2 separate regions of the Homo sapiens genome follow, and region 1 is linked to region 2. Evidence: read pairs that join two places in POLR2A ChIA-PET (ENCODE). Cell type or tissue: GM12878. All regions are shown on one strand. Links, peaks and the distances in the headings refer to the core of each region. The heading gives the core; the rest is flanking DNA.

The links. Peaks named below come from ENCODE experiments on the same cell type or tissue, not always from the same donor. Only the 100,000 strongest peaks of a DNase experiment are listed, where the experiment ranks them.
Region 1: POLR2A ChIA-PET joins it to region 2 with 5 read pairs; 2 of 35 experiments call an interaction of 5 or more read pairs at or near these places.

What each region holds. Positions count from the first base shown.
Region 1 is chr11:88,693,718-88,702,060 of GRCh38, forward strand. The region is part of intron 3 of GRM5 (glutamate metabotropic receptor 5); the gene reads right to left. Among named protein-coding and RNA genes, the nearest start is that of GRM5-AS1, 190 kb to the left of the region's middle. In GM12878, for the core only: no CTCF peak of the experiment used is centred there; no DNase peak of the experiment used is centred there.
Region 2 is chr11:88,882,969-88,891,311 of GRCh38, forward strand. The region is part of intron 2 of GRM5 (glutamate metabotropic receptor 5); the gene reads right to left. Among named protein-coding and RNA genes, the nearest start is that of GRM5, 180 kb to the right of the region's middle. In GM12878, for the core only: a CTCF peak has its summit at 4,035 (motif pointing left); a DNase peak (open chromatin) is centred at 3,973.

The sequences.
Region 1 (8,343 bases), core at 329-8,328, 190 kb before region 2:
GGTAAAGATGAGCTGAGCCTAGTTACTCTTCTGAAACTTACAAAATAAGTCACTCCTCCTCCTCTGAGAAAAGCCTAGAGCCACACTAATTGATCTCCTTCTAAGGAATGAAATGTTAGGTGTGGGAAAAATACATTCCTAATGCGTGATAGGATCTTAATGGTGAGAGGGAAGGAAGGACATCTCAGGCTGGGTAATAGATAAATGTGAAATTTGTAAGCAAGTCCTGAGGAGACAGAAAAATGTCATGATTAAGAACACTCTTTTTGTAGTAAAACAGACATGGTTTAATCTTGACTCTTTTTTGATCTGAATAAGTCACCTAAATGCTCTGGCCTGGTTTTCTAATCTGCAAATTGGAGATAATAGTACCCGTTTCATAGAACTCAATAAATAGTTGCAATAATATTTAACCACCAGCATAATTGAGCATGGGGATATGCTGCATAATCAGACACTTCCTTTACAAATTAATTTTGGAATTTTAAGTTTTATTAAATGATCTATTTCCTTTTAATTTATCAGCTTGGTGAGATCAAATTCCTGTGTATTGTGTTTTTCTTGAAGTGAACTGTACCTTTTACACACCGTTAGGTCTCCTATATTGCTATTTTATATCAGTACAGGAGGAGAGTGGTATGGATTGTGGGGACAGGAGAGAGCAGCATAGGCAGGTACAATGAATAGCACACAACAAAATGTAGAGGTGAATGCAAGGATGTGACAAAGTGTAAGTGATGTGGTATGAATTTAAATGAAGACTACCAAAGGGGAATACAGGTGGAAAGAACAGCAGGCATAACTTCATTTCCAGCTCCATCCTTCTTAGAGAACTATTTTTTTTTTTTTAACGAGAGCATGCCAATGAGCTTGAAAAGTGTTAAACTGAACCAAAAAATGATATCTCTAATTCTTCAGGGTCCCAGATGCTTTTAAATGCATGATTGGACAATCATAAAACTATCATGACCATATAACTGAAGATGATTTAAGAATGTACTTTCTTGGTTATTTAGAGAGCAATGTTATGGGTGTTTTTCTTTTATTATATAGATATGATTGCTTATGATTGCAGTATCACATTAGGTTATTGATTACATGGTACTCTCGGGACAGATTATTTCTCTTGTATATGTATATGCTAGGATGCTAAAGGACATCTACCACACAGATAATTTTTGAAGAAGATGACTACATGAAAAACTGAGATCTTCAAATGGAAGCATTTTTAAACTCCTCAGTGAAGCATCTACTCTCACATGAGCTCTGAACTTAACCATATAAAACATGGCCTTGTACCAATTTAATGACTGATGCAAGAGAGATAAGTTATGCATGTGGGTCAAAAGCTATGGAATAATTGAGAGGGTTTATTCACAGCTCTCTAGGTATGACATCTGACAAGGAGAGAGAAAGAAAATAGCAAAGAGCTTGCATGTCTCTTCGTTTCCATCAAATATATTTTCAGAAGCAGACCAAAAGGAGTTGTCTCTGAAATTTAATAACCTCTAGAAATAGTTACATAACATGTAGAAATAAGTTTGTTTTATAATATGCAGTTCTTAGATGTTGAAAAAAAAAGATTGCTTGATCATTTCTTAACCCAGCCATCTTCCAAGTATGTACTTCCATTATTTATATAGTGGAGCTGTCCTACTTGCTTTGTAAGGCAAAATACTGAAATTCACTAAAAAGAACTTCTCACACAAAGGTACATTTCTACTTTGTGTGATATTACTTACTGCTTTGAATGGCCTCAGGTCAGTATTTTTAGGAAATAACTATGACTTTTTTGACTAAGTCCTCTAGATCCCAAGTAATTTTTATCTTTCCCATTGCCAAAGAAACATTCATATGAGTCTAACAAGATGACTTAGATTAAATTCACTTTTATATTTGAATATTTCCTGGGGCTTTTCTATACCTTCCAAATACAATGGTCCTGAAAGGATATTTGTAATTGAGTTTTCAAGGAATCAACACCTATTTTTGGTAGTTGTGTTATTGAAACGGGAGTGTAGTTCCCTTATCCCTCTCACAGGGCGTGAGACAGGGTGTGGCTCGCTTCTTCCATGCTCTGCTGCTAGAAGCCCTAGGGGAAGCATGCAGAAGGGTAGGTTGTGTGGAGCATTTATGGGCTCCCACCCCATCGGCGTTGTCCAGGGTTGAGTGTTTGCAGCGCCAGAAACCTCAGTAGGCATGTGTTACAGTTTGCTCTTTCAGTTTTGCCCTCTTCAGGCGACTTGTGTGAATCAGCTCAATTAGACCCTCTGCCTTACCACAAAGACAGAAGGCTTTCTGTATCCTGGATTCTTGCCCTAGTGTACCAGAAAAATTGGGTCACACTTGGGCTTGGAGGATAGATACAAAGTTTTATTAGCTGTCAGTGAGATGGATGGGGAGGCCAGAAGGGGGATGGAGTGGGAAGGTACTCTTCCCCTGGAGTCCGATTGCCCAGCGGTAGGGCTCTCCTCCCACTGCTCCTGGCTGAATTTCACTGTTGATGGTCTGCCAGCGTCTGCTGGTTTCTGTCTGTGGGTGTTCTCTTCTGCTCCTCTCCATGTCCAACTGCTTGTGTCTGTGCCTGCTAGGGTTTCCGGTGTTTTATGGGCACAGAATGGGGGCATGGCAGGCCAGAGTGGTCTTGAAAAATGCAACATTTGGGCACAAAAACAGGAGTGCCTGTTATCACTTAGGTCTGTGGAGCCTTTGTCAGGGACCCCACCCTTCTCTACCCAGCACTTCCCTGCCTCCCTGCCTCCCTTCTGTGGTTAAGAATGACATGTGATTTGAACATTAAATAATCATAATGTCCACCTTGGTGGGGTATGTGGTTTAAGTGAAGTGGTCATCTGTAAGATAATAATTGGGATTTCCAAGTCAGACACACCTGGATTCCGACATTTGATATTTGATAATGAAGCCCTGCTGGGAAAATTATGTAACATTTCTGACTCTAGTTTATTTTTTAGCAGAATGGGTTTTATAATGTTACCTATCTCATTGAATGGTTGTAAAGATTAAATGACATGAAGTACGTAAAGTGCTAGCACAGTATTTGGCATGCAGTAAGCCCTCAACATGTAATTTGGTGTTATTACCTTTGAATAAGATAAATGGAAGAAATCTTTGATAACTTATCACTAAACTCCAAAAAAAGACTAAATTTCGTGTCAAATGATTGTGAGATTTTAAAAGAATCTTTGGAGAAGGTGATGCTGTATCTCTGTGTATGTGATTTTCCTTTAAAAATTTTTTCTTTCTAAGCCTACCAGCTGCAACTTAAGCACATATCCTTTTTTCAATATTTCCAGATTGGCACAAGAGCTGATTTGGCATATAATTTATGTCTCATGTGTATACAGTATGTAGTGTATATAATTGCTATATATAGTATTTTTTATAAAATGTTCATCATGGAATTAGATTCTAAGTCAGCAATTCTCTTTCAAACGCAGCTGCATCCAAATGACTCTTTCCCTGGGGAAGGAAATTTTTTATTTTCCCCTAAGGTCACACAAAGCCATAAATGTGAAGAGCAGCTGACAGAAGGCAGTTTTTCTCTGCGGCACTTTTTCCTGACAGTAGTGCCATGATGACCCTTGTGTTTGGTTCTGTCACTAGGATTGATGCGCTTTTGTATGGGTTCCCAGAGGACCATTTATGTTTTGCAATTCCTTCCACAGATTAGGATAGTGCTCTGCAAGTGCTCACTCAATACTCATTTGTTAACCAACAGTAAAATACTACAAATGGATACCTGTAGAAGCAATGCAAGATCATGTTCTTTATCTTCCAAGTTTGTTTACTACAATGTACAAGTGCAGCCACAAGGTACACATTATAAAGATTTAGTGGTTTCCTAGCCTCAGATCCATGGACTACATAAATGCCATGTGATATGAAACTTACTTGAATGAAGCAGACCCACAAAATACATGCACAATTGTGACTAGGAAAGTGCTTTTGTCTAGACAGAGGTTTTATAACTTTTATTAATTTCCTAAAGGATGAACAATTCAAAAATCAGGGATCATAGCACTGACAAAAGCTCTAAAGTAATAGATTTCTCTTTGTATGCAAGTGAAATCTTTAAATATATAATCACATTTTGCCTGAGAATGCTTTCATGTTTATATCTTGGCACTACTTCCATTCAATTGTGCTAACCAAAAACCCAGAGAGTCATACTGGACATCTTCTTGCTCATATGTAATCCAGTATCAAGTGCTGTCAACTTTACTGACTAAATTCTGTTCAAATCCATCTGCTTTTCTCCAGCTCTGCTAGCACAGTTAATCCATGCTATCATCATCTTTCATCAGGAAAACAGCAATAGACTCAAAATTCTTTACTGTCATTCAGACTCGTCCTCTGCCAATCCATTCTCCACAGGGTAGCTAGGGAAACTTTTAAAAATGCAGATCTGATTATTAACTCCCCTGAATAAAAAGTGGTTTCCCATTTCTCTCAGGGTAAAGACAAAAGTCCTGAACATGACCCTATATGGTCGGGCCCTGCTTGTCCTGCAGATTCTCTTTATGCCATGCTCTTGTTTGGTCTCTCTATTCCAGCTAGAATAACCTTCTTTTTATTCTTTATGTGTGTCATGTCCTCTTCTACCAAGGCTTCTCAGCATGTATTGTTTCCTCTGCCTGAAATACTTAAAAACATTTTTTCTACAAATTCACTCTTAGTGCTTCTTATATGCTGCACATATTACTTTAGCAAAATCTTCCATGACTTCCACTATTATACAAATTCATGAAACCATATGCTCTGTTTCAGAGAACTTGTTACCTTGCTAGCACAATGGGCTCAAGAAGAGAGTAGTTATTGGCTACGTATGGATTCAATAGCATGGGATCTTATTCTCCAGATTTGATCTAGTTACTGCCACCATCAAAGGGTCTGCCTAGAAGTAACAGAGACCACAGCTGAGTCCCCTGTGTGGCAATATGTTTTTATTTCCTTGTTAATAATTTGATGAATGTGAATCTTTCCAGTTAGACTGCAGTCTCAGTGAAGGGAAGTATTCTTAATGGTCAAATTTTCAGGTCTTGGCATTGCTCCTGGTACAGAGAAGACATCCATATGAACAGACTGAATGAATGAAAAAATGGTCTCCTTCATTAAGCATAATATTTGTAAAAGTAGAAATTATGAATGTATGGTGGATTGAACAAAGTGGAGAATTTACAACCATCTTCCTTGAGATCAAATGCCCTTTCCATCTGCTCTCTAGCTATATGGTCTCAGATTATACAAGTGGTTACAACCTATGAGTAAGGACTATTGCTATTTCAAGGTACAGATGGAGAAAACTGAGACTTAGAAAACGAACAATTCTGCATTAGTCTCCCATTCCGACAAAACAAAAAACAAAACAAAAAAAAAAACCGAGTTATTCTCTAAGGGTCATTCTTACTTACGGCCTCTAAGAAATTTGGGAATGACAATGTGTTCTATATTCACATTCTTTACATGGGTCAGCTGTGAAAGTGACTTAGACTTGTAGGTAGAGACAGAGGCTTTGAACCTAACTTTTCACTACAGCATTTTTTAAAAAAAGCATATGAATGAAAAACTCATCGTGGAATCAGATCCCAAGCAGGGTTGAGAGTTTCCAAACTTCTCCCATTTCCTAGGCCTTATCTCTTTCTTATTATCCTTTAAAATGTGTGCAGTAGAAGCTGTGAGGTGCCATAAAGATTTCTCTTCAGGACCAAGGCAGTCATTCCTTTGGCTGCCAGGAGTGTTGATTGCTGACAACTCACAGCTGAGTCTCTGTCTGGGCCTCTCCATCATCTTCATCTAAGAGCAGCTAGGAAGCTGCCTTACCCTAGGCACTCCCATTCCATGGGGACAGCCTGCTTCGAATGAAGGGTATATGTACAAGTATAAAAGCTGCCCTCTTACTTCAAATAGAGACAACTCTGGAGGGGGCAGTAGAATTTCATTATAAGATGTAAATGTGATACATGTGGATCAAGCATGAGCAAGACTAGTAGACACTAATTTGCTGCACGAGCAGAGTGTCCAGGTCTAATGCCATTCACTTAAATATTGATTTAAATACGTTATGTCAGCATTTCTCCCAGAGCTGACACCTGTGGCTGCATGAGAAGTCTCCTATGACTCGATGTCAGAGGAGACAAAAGGTAAGCTTGATTCATGAATGAGCAAGTTCTGTGTATGTTTATAGCAAAAGAGATTTGAGGATGACACTGTGCAGTTGGAGGCATTCTATACCATAGACCTTAGGGGAGTCCTGAAAGATAATGGTAACAGGAAATCCTCCCAATGGATAAAACTTTAGTGAATATCTACTTCATGAGGGAAGAAAAGTGGCCCAAAGTGAATAAGTATGAATTATTGGACAGAGTTGAATGGCTTGGCTGATTGATTAGGAAAGGCCTGCAAATAAAATAGATAAAAGGTAATCAGGATCACCCAGAAAGACTGGGGAAAAGGTATATATGTGAACCTATGGGAGTGGCCAGGGTATGAAGATCTTTGTATTTCATGTTAAGGTTTATCAGAGACCATCTAGTACACAGGAGGTATCAAACAACCATTTAATATTAGCTATCCTCTGTTATCAGGCATCCCATTGCTAGCATGATGGGCTCAAGAAGAGAGTAGCTATGGGTGATACATGGATCTGAAAGCATGGGATCTCATTCTTCAGAATTGATATAGTTACTGCCACTTTCAAAACTACAACCTAGAAGCAATAGAGACAACAGCTGGGTCCCCAGTATGGCACAACTGCTCAAGGAGACCAACCAGCTATTTGGTGGAATGTTGTCTGCATTGTACTTCTACTTTGAAAGGGCAAATAACTTATTTTGACTGAAATCAAAAGTATTTTCCATGTGAAGATTTACTGTTCCTTTTCACAGGGTCTCAGCTAGAACCACTATGGCAGCTCATAGAGTAATCTACCACCATGGCATCCTTTATAATGTTGCACAAGACAAAGGGACTCACAGAACAGCCAAGGAGGTGTGACAGTGGTGACATGTAGATGGGACCCACTGGTCCTACACATTTGGCACCTACCAGAAACTGCTACACATATACAGCAATGGGACAGGCTCTTCAAGGTACAACTGAGATACTGGCTTAGGTACAATGCCCTGCACGGATGGGGTGCCATTTTATAAGATGAAATAAACAGCTTTAACCAATACAGTGTTTCTGTGTCCCTAGGAGGCAGAATACGTTTGTGCAGCAATAAGACAATTGATATATGAGTGGTCCCACTTAACCATCACTCCAAGTGTCCCATTTGGGTTTTCTGTGCTTTTCATCCCTACAAATCTGGATTCTGTGGCTCCAGAGGTCCTGCTTCCCAAGGAGGGAATGCTTCCAGCAAGGGACACAGTGAGTTTCCCAATAACCTTTTAGATTTAGCTGCCACTCAGCCACTGTAGGCTTCTTGAATGAAGAAGTCAACAAGCAAGGAAAGAAACCACCATCTTGTTAGAGCAGTGGGGCTGCAGATCCACAGTTTTTACCATGACAGGGAAGAGTATAATCACTGGGGTGTCTTTTGGTACCTCCTTGCCATATCTTGACAGAAAATTGACAAGTACAGTGGTCATGGACTAAGAAGGACATGGTGATCAGGAAGTCAGACCTCTCAGGGATGACATTCTGGGTCACAATTAGATAAGCGATCAAGACAAGCATAGTCAAGGGTTCTTGGAAGAGTGAGGGAACTTTAGAATGCACCGGAGAGGATAACAATAGCAACAGCTGAGGACTCAAGGTCAGCTTCAGAGGTGGGGCCTGTAGTTTGTTCCACCAAACTTGCTTTGTATATTTTCCCTGGAAAAGAAACCAACCAGAATCTTTGAGCAGCTATTTCTAGTACAGATAGTTAGGTCATGATTCTGTCTTATACATTTTAGGGAAGTAGAAGTTACAGACAAAGTCATAAATCGATACATGGAGGTTACATTGGTTTGGCCCAAAAAGGTAGAACATCTTGAAGCAGGGGCTTACAGGTCATAAATGCGTTCTTTAATTTGCAATTAGTTACAGGAGTAAAACTTTTCTAAAAACTTGGAGTGAGAATAAAGGAATGTTTAGGTTAAGACAAGGAAGGCTGTTAACCAATGTACTGGGTCAGCGTGACCTGTAGGGTTACATGACTTAACTCTTGTCTGGCATACTTAGGTAATGTTTATAATTTGATATCTTATTATCAAAAAGAGTGTCTTTTGTTAGTCTCATGATCTCTATTCTAACATTAATGCTGGCCAGTTGTTGTGTCTAAAGTCCAAAAAGGAAGGGATAAAATGAGTCATATTTGACCTCCCTTCCTATTATGGT
Region 2 (8,343 bases), core at 180-8,179:
CACGTAAGACATGACTTTGCTCCTCTTATGCCTTCTGCTATGATTTTTGAGGCCTCCCCAGCCACATGCAACTGTGAATCCATTAAACCTCTTTCCTTTATAGATTAACCAGTCTTGGGTATGTCTTTAATAGCAGTGTGAGAACAGACTAATACAGTAAACTGGTACTGGTTGAGTGAGGTACTTCTGTAAAGATACCCCAAAATGTGGAAGCAACTTTGGAAGTGACTAACTGGGAGACAATGGAACAGTTTGGATGGCTCAGAAGAGGACAGAAAGATGTGGGAAAGTTTGGAACTTCCTAAAGACTTGTTGAATGGCTTTGACCAAAATGCTGATCATGATATGGACAATGAAGTCCCATTCAGGTGATCTCAGATGTAGATGAGGAACTTGTTGGGAACTAGGTCACTCTTTCTATGCAAAAAGACTGTGGGCATTTTGTCCCTGCTTTAGAGATCTGTGGAACTTTCAACTTGAGAGAGATAATTTGGGGTATCTGGTGGAAGAAATTTCTAAGCAGCAAAGAATTCAAGAGGTGACAGGGCATAAAAGTTTGGAAAATTTTCAGCCTGATGATGCAGTAGGAAAGAAAAACCAATTTTCTGGGGAGAAATTCAAACCAGCTGAAGAAATTTGCATAAGTAACAAGAAGTCAAATACTAATCACCAAGACAGTGGGGAAAATGTCTCCAGGGCATATCAGAGACCATCATGGCAGTCCCTCCCATCACAGGCCTGGAGGCTTAGGAGGAAAAAAATGGTTTAATGGGCAGACCCCAGGGCCCACTTGCTGTAGGCGGCCTCAGGACATGGTGCCTTGCATCCCAGCTGTTTCATCTGCAGCCCCAAGCCTTGGCAACTTACACATGGTGTTGGGACTGTGGGTGCACAGAAGTCAAGAATTGAGGTTTGGAAACTTCCATATACATTTTAAAGGATGTATGGAAATGCCTGAGTGTCCAGGCAGAAGTTTGCTATGGGGTCAGGGCCCTCATGGAGAACCTCTGCTACAGCACTATGGAAGGGAAATGTGGGACTGGAGGCCCCACACAGAGTCCCCACTAGGGCACTGCCTAGTGGAATTGTGAGAAGAAGGCCACTGTCCTCCAGAAACCCAGAATGGTAGATACACCTATAGCTTGCACTGTATGCCTGGAAAAGCCACAGATACTCAATGCCAGCTCATGACAAGAGCTGGAGCCCTACACTGCAAAGTCACAGGGGCAGAGTTGCCCCAAGACATAGGAACCCACCTCTTGCATCAGCATGACTTGGATGTGAGACATGGAGTCAAGGGAGATCATTTTCGAACTTTAATGACTGTTCTATTGGATTTTGGACTTGCATGGAGCCTGAAGCCCCTTTGTTTTGGCCAATTTCTTCCATTTTGAATGTGTATATATACCCAATGCCTGTACCCCACTGTGTCTAGGAAGTAAGTAACTTGCTTTTGATTTTACAGGCTCATAGGAGGAAGGAACATGCCTTGTCTCAGATGAGACTTTGGACTGTGGGCTTTTTAGTTAATGCTGAAATGAGTTAAACCTTTTGGGGACTGTTGGGAAAGTATGATTGTGTTTTGAAATGTGAAAGGGACATGAGACTTGGGAGGGGTAAGAGGTAGAATGACACAGTTTGGCTGTGTCTCTACCCAAATCTTGAATGATAGCTCCCATAATTCCCATGTGTCATGAGAGGGACCCAGTGGGAGGTAACTGAATGATGAGGGTGGGTCTTCCCTATGCTATTCTTGCGGTAGTGAATAAATCTTATGAGAGCTGATGGTTTTATAAAGGGGAGTTCCCCTGCACATGCTCTCTCTCTTGCCTGCTGCCACATAAGACATGACTTTGCTCCTCCTCTGCTTTCCGCCATGATTCTGAGGCCTCCCCAGCCATGTGGATTTGTGAGTTCATTAAACCTTTTTCCTTATAAATTACCCAGTCTTGGATATGTCTTTATTACCAGCATGAGATCAGACTAATATACCATATTTGTCCTTAAAATTGAATAATATTTCCACATTTCAAAATTTCCACATTACTGCCTTAACTGAATTACTCATTCCTAAGATCTGAAAAGAAGCCATTTTTTAAAATAATATTTTATTTATATATGTTTATAAATGTTTCTGAATTTATATATATTATAAAATGAGGTACATCCCATTCTTGTTTTATCCTATTTTTTAGGCTCTAGTTTAAATCAGTTTAAATATATAATTGTTATGTTTTAGATCTTCCATCTACTGAACCACAACTCAATGTGCAGAAAGGAAAAAAATACAAACCAAGATTAAATCCTCTGAAGCATATGTTTTATAAAGACACAAGTGGCAACTCAATAAAAGTATTATGATTATTCCACTTAAATTTCATTATAATTAGAAATCCTTCTATAGAAAAATCCATTGAGAACTTTGATTTTTAAATTACAGTCATCATTAGTAAAATTTCTGAATTCTATAGTAGGTACCATGTTTTTTTTTTTTTTTTTTTTTTTTTTTTTTTTTTTTGGTAAACCAGCTGTGTTTGAAGCTGGGAGTTAGGGGACTTTAGAAAGGTATTTAAATAGTACAGTATCCCTCCTTAAAAAGTTTTTCAGCTCCAGTAAGAGAAACAAATTAATATATAAATAAGGTTTCCACAGATAACCTGCCTTTAAAACAAACCAAACCAAAGAGGCAATATGCAGTTCTCATAAAAAAAAATCTCCAGTCTCTTTGATATAGAAGTTAAAAAGAAATCACTTAGGGAGATAGCAAGGGTTTGGGAATCCTCAGTCACACTTTTTACCTCATGAAAAGCAGCCCCAAATCATTTACTAACAAAGAGCAGCCTGGAAAGTTGAGCTGCAGAGGTAGACAAGTGAGCTGAGAGCTTGCACAGGTGAATGTTGGCAGGAACTGAGGACTAGACATTTTCAAGATGGCAGCTCCATTCTTCCCTTCTCTGCCAGCCATGTATACTGTAAAGAGCAGACGAGATGGTGCCGATCAACTGGAAAGCCTATTTGCATAATAAGATTAAGGTGGGGTGACCAGCCTTCTCTGCACTCTATGTAAACATCATACCTGATCAAACCAATCTATGAGCCCTGTATAAATCAGACACTGCCTCCTCAAACTGGACTATATATTTTGGTGCATTTGCAGCCAGCCAGTCCTTTCCACTCAGAGACCTGTATCTCTATAGAGAAAGCTGTTTCTCTTTCTCTTCTCTTCGGCCTATTAAACCTTTGCTCGTAAACTTCTCATATGTGTCTGTGTCCTAAATTTTCCTGGTGCGTGATGACAAACCCTGGGTTTACACCCCAGACATAGCTGCTTTATAATGGGGGCTCGTCCGGGATAACAACATACAACATTCATCGAGATGGTGAGTAGAGGAGCAGACTCCAACTCTGTCCTTTTATTCTGAGGCCCTTGGCTTCCATTTTAGAACCAGATCAAACCAAATACGGGGCCCCTTTCAGCCATTTAAAAATAATTAGCATGGCTGCCAGCCTTACAAGACTTGGGGGACAGGATTGCTAGGGAGAACATGGAGCATCCCCCAGTACCCATGGGTCACTGGGCATACTGGCCCTGTTTGAACCAGCTTCCTTTCACTGAGGACTTAGCTGTCATGTGGGGCTGGAAGAAGTCCTGGTGTACCTGAGGATTTCCGGCCAGGGTTACCACCATTGTTATCCAAAGGTATTTGGACGGACCCCAGCCTCTGACTACCCTGATGAGATGTCGGCAACAGAATCTCCAACTTTTTATCATAATTTCCTCCTTTCCTGTCTGCGATCATCATATCTATTTCATCCTCTCTGTGTATGCAATGTATGGGAAATTTTATAGTTCAGGGAGGTAATCTTGTTTGGCAAGATCAGGGAATGTCATAGTAACCAGCGATATAGCTCAAGGGAAGGCATCTTTGTGATTTTCGAGGAACAGAGGGTCACCCTCACCACAGGGAGCATCTCTCTCTGCCCTTGGTCTGAAAAGCACATGACATTTCAAGGCCAACAGCCCCACCTAGTGGAATAGGGATCTTTTCCATGAGGCACATCGTTGGTCCTTTACCCAAACACTCTAGCTAACCAATTCTCTCCCTTTTTGCATCCCTCTACTAGACACCATGCTTTATGCTGCTTCTGTTAACAGGAAAACTCTAGCTTCAACAATTAGGATTAAAATGTCTTCTGGAACCAAATGTTAGTTCTTGATACTGTCCCATCAGCAGGAAAATTGCCATTTAGTCCATACATTTTTAAGACACCTATTCTGCCTCCAATTAGAATGGTACTTAATTAGTAAGGGGATTTTAAGTCTGGAAGTTAACCAGAACCATTCTCTAAGGGAAAACGCTTTAGTACAGCCCATAATATCAGGTATAGATTTCAGTCTAGCCCCTCCATTAAAGAGGGCTTGCCCAACTATTATGTAGTTTTTTTTTTGAGATCTATTTTTCAGGGAGCCAGACAGGTCACACAAGTCTAGGAAGTCAAAGGGAAATCACAGGCAGAGGACAGAGGACTAGAGCCACTTGGGTGAGTGTGACAAACCCCAATCTCTAAGTGCCTCTGTTTCCATAGCTGGCAGTCATGCCTGCAACTATGGGTGGCATGTTCAACAAGGTGCCGGGACCCAGGAACCATGGAAGGAATATAGCAAGGGGAATGCCCCCACTGTCTTCCTCTCCACTCTGTCACACGAAAAGGAAGGAGACTAAAGGGATACTTTTTTGTCATTTCTCTTTCTAGATGGGTACCATATTCAGCCTGCACTCCCCTGGAGTGCATTCTGAAGCACAGGGACTCCTCTTAACCAGAGACTTTAAAGAAAAAGCAGCTCATTTTCTTTTGCACAAGGGCATGGCCTTTTTACTAGATCCTTGCAAGCACTGCAAAATGAATCCAGCTCTTTTAGCAATCATATCAGGCAGGCCAAAAGAGAATAATTCCCCAAAATGAGAAAAGCAACTTCCAGGGGAACCACCCGAGGCAGCTATTGTGTGTACCAGCCCTTCCAGTCTGCCTTAACCGGGGCCACCTCCAACCATGCCACCAGTTCTTCTACCTCCACCATCTCTAAAATTTTCCATTCCATCACCTTCTCACTTACCCCTACAGAAAATACATAATTGAGGTGATGCCACCAGGATTCAAGTACCCTTCTCATTGCAGGACCTCAGGCAATTAAAGGGAGACTTAGGCCAATTTTCTAATGACCCTGATAGGCATATAGAAGTTTTCCAGAATTTAACTCAGGTATTTGACCTCTCATGGAGGGATGTTATGTTGCTCCTAAGCCAAACCCTAACTGCAGCTAAAACAGACAGCTCTGCAAGCAGCAGAGAATTTCTGAGGTGAGCAATAGGTCTCCTATAGTAGGCCAAATGGGAAAAGAGAAGATAGAGAAAGTGAAGAAACAGGGGAAACACCATTCCCAGCAGGAAGAGAGGCAATACCTCTTGAAACCCTAATGGGAAGCCCCAGACTCTTCTATGGTGTTTTTCCTTTTTTCACTGTTTTCAATGGCCCTTTTATGATGTTCATTCAACCTGGGAGAAGTTAATTTACCCAAACCTTAAAATGCTTGGCTTACAGTTGAGCTGGGGGAGAAAGAAAACCCAGAAGCATGACATGCCGGCAAAAAGGTAAAAGTTTTTTTTTACTAGTTGGGTTTTTGGCTTCTCTATCCCTGTGCAAACCGGTAAAAGAAATAATAAGGATCACTATTTATATTTTCTGAAAAGTTTTAATTAATGAGAAAGGATTTGTGAGGTTGGCCTTAAGTTGTAGACAATCTGGTGTGCTTTGTGTGTCTTTCTGTATGGTTCTGTCCAAAGAAAAGTTACTTTAGGTTAGGATGCAGACCCAGGACCCCCTAAGCCTGCTGTTCAAGCCAGCCCAACAAAATGATCAGTAACAAACTTGGCTAAAGGCCTCCATCTTGCTTCTTGTCCTTGGGAACATGACCTGTAACCATGTGGCGAATAATTTGTTTTAGTCTCCACCATTTTACAATGTTTGCTGACTTCTTATGCTAAGTCAGTTTCTGGGTAATGGCCACAAAATCAGATAAGCCAGTTTGTCAATAAGGGAGCTGCCAGCTGATTGATCAAGGGCAGGGTTTACAAAATATCTTAAGCACTAATCTTGAGGGCTAAGTTAAGAGATGGTCAAAATCTTGTAGCCTCCAGCTGTGTGACTCCTAAGCCATGGATTTTAATCTTGTGGCTAGTTTCTTGGTCTAGTACCCAGGCAAGAGGAAAGTATATTTTAAGAAAGGGCTGATATCATCTTTGTTTTAGAGTCTAAACTGTAAACCAGGTGCCTCCCAAAGTTGGTTCAGCCTACACCCAGGGATGGACAAGGACAGCTCGCAGGCTTGAAAAAAAATAGAGTTCTTTGGGTCAGATCTCTTTCACTGTCTCAGTCACAATTTTGCAATGACAGTTTCAAAAGCTGCTTATCACCCCTTTAAAAACACCTTGTACACTCACTGTTACATCGTAACATAATTAAGGCTTGTTGGTTTCACCTGTGAGGTTACTTTTTGTAAAGTTCAGAAGCTGAAAATCTTAACTGCTTGGCATAGCTAAAGTTGAGTAACAGTGGATTTAAAGGGATTTTGTTAAAGAGTGCTCAGCTTAATTAAAACTGGGTATTCAAGTAATAAATATATTTAAAAGGCCTTTATATTTTTCTCTTCTTGGATCTTGTTTTCTGGAAAAAAATTTTTATTTTTCTCAGTTGACTAAATCATCTTTCTCCATTTTATTTCTTGACACTCTTAATGCATGTGTGAGAGGCCCTAAGATAACTTCTGGTAGTCCTTGGGAAAAACAGAGGAGGTGCCACAGACCCCATTGTGGGGAAAAAAGCAAACAAACAAACAAAAAAAACCCTTTCTTTTCCTCATGAAACCCCAGGAATTAAGAGCAGATAGTGCCCTCTCTAAATTAAAGGTTCTGTTCAGTTTTGCTTTGTGTGTTCTGACCATTTTGAGTTTTGGGTGTATCAAAATACTTCACATTAGGAGAGAGCTTTGATGTGTAATAAGTAGGCAGGAAATACACTTTAAGGGATGGCAAATAGTAGTTATAAATCAGAGAAGCATGCTCTTGGCCACCTGAAAGATATGGAAACATCCCCACATCCCCACATCCCCACCCCCGACTGAGAGATGATACTCCCATGGGGGATAAAGCTGATTAGCTTTGGGTTGCCTTACAATGAAATACATGGTAGAAGCAATGCACTGTTTTCTCCCATAGTATCTCCCTCCTTTAGGGGACCAAAAATCTAGTATAAAATGGCACACTTAATTTTAGGGATCTGCCTTTGCCTTCAGCTGTGCCTACTTATTAGGCCCTAAAAATGCATGCTACCTGGCCCAGTTCCACCAAAGGCTCCACCCTGAAGCCAGTAATCCAATTAAGAAACTGACAAATGAAAACTCTTACAAGTGCTGAATATTCTGTTTGTGTTGCTATATATGTGTTGTGTGTAATGTCTACAATAAGAGCTCTAATTAATTGGCTTAAAAAATAGTGCTTAAATCAAATATGTTTTAGTTCATGTGACTTTAATTTTTAAGAAATAAAAATAATCTTAAGGATTATTGGTAAAATGCAAGGGTCATCAAAATCCAAATAGGTGGTCTAAATCGTAAAACAGATACTAGGTTTGCTAAATGTTCAAAGGTTGTATACTGCCTGATTTTCAGATAAGTAAGGCCTGGGACACATGGAGTTAGATGCTAGAAAGAGTCAGATCTTATATGCATTTCTGCCTGGGTCCTAGGCTCCACGCCTGGTACATAATTAAAATTGCTTACTAACCAGGTTTCTCAACAAATGTAAAACTTGCTAAGAGTTAACAGTGCAGCATGTATTTGAGATCACTGAACAGTTTTAAAGGCAAGGTGTATAAAAACAGTAAAATGTGTTTTTTAGTAAAGGATTATAAGAAACCATAGAAATATAAATATTGCCCAGGGATGAGGAATTATCTTAAATTTGATAAGATAAAGCTACAGGTTTAAGCATGTTGTGGAAAGATGGTCTTTTCATAAACTGAGCATTGAAATAAAAGCACTGTAAGGCTGTCTTAAGCCACTAATCTGCCCTTTAGCAAAATGGGTTATAAAAAAGGTTTGTAAGGATTTCATCTCATGGTCAAATTGGTTAAGATTAGATGGAATTGTCTTTAGGGTGGCATTTAATCAAATTGGGGTTAACATTAATAAATTAACGCAAAGGTAAAATTTGGCTTTGAGCAGGATTTTTATGTAATAGTAAAGGCTTATGAAAGGTTTTTGCCTTTTGAGTCATCATTTTGGCA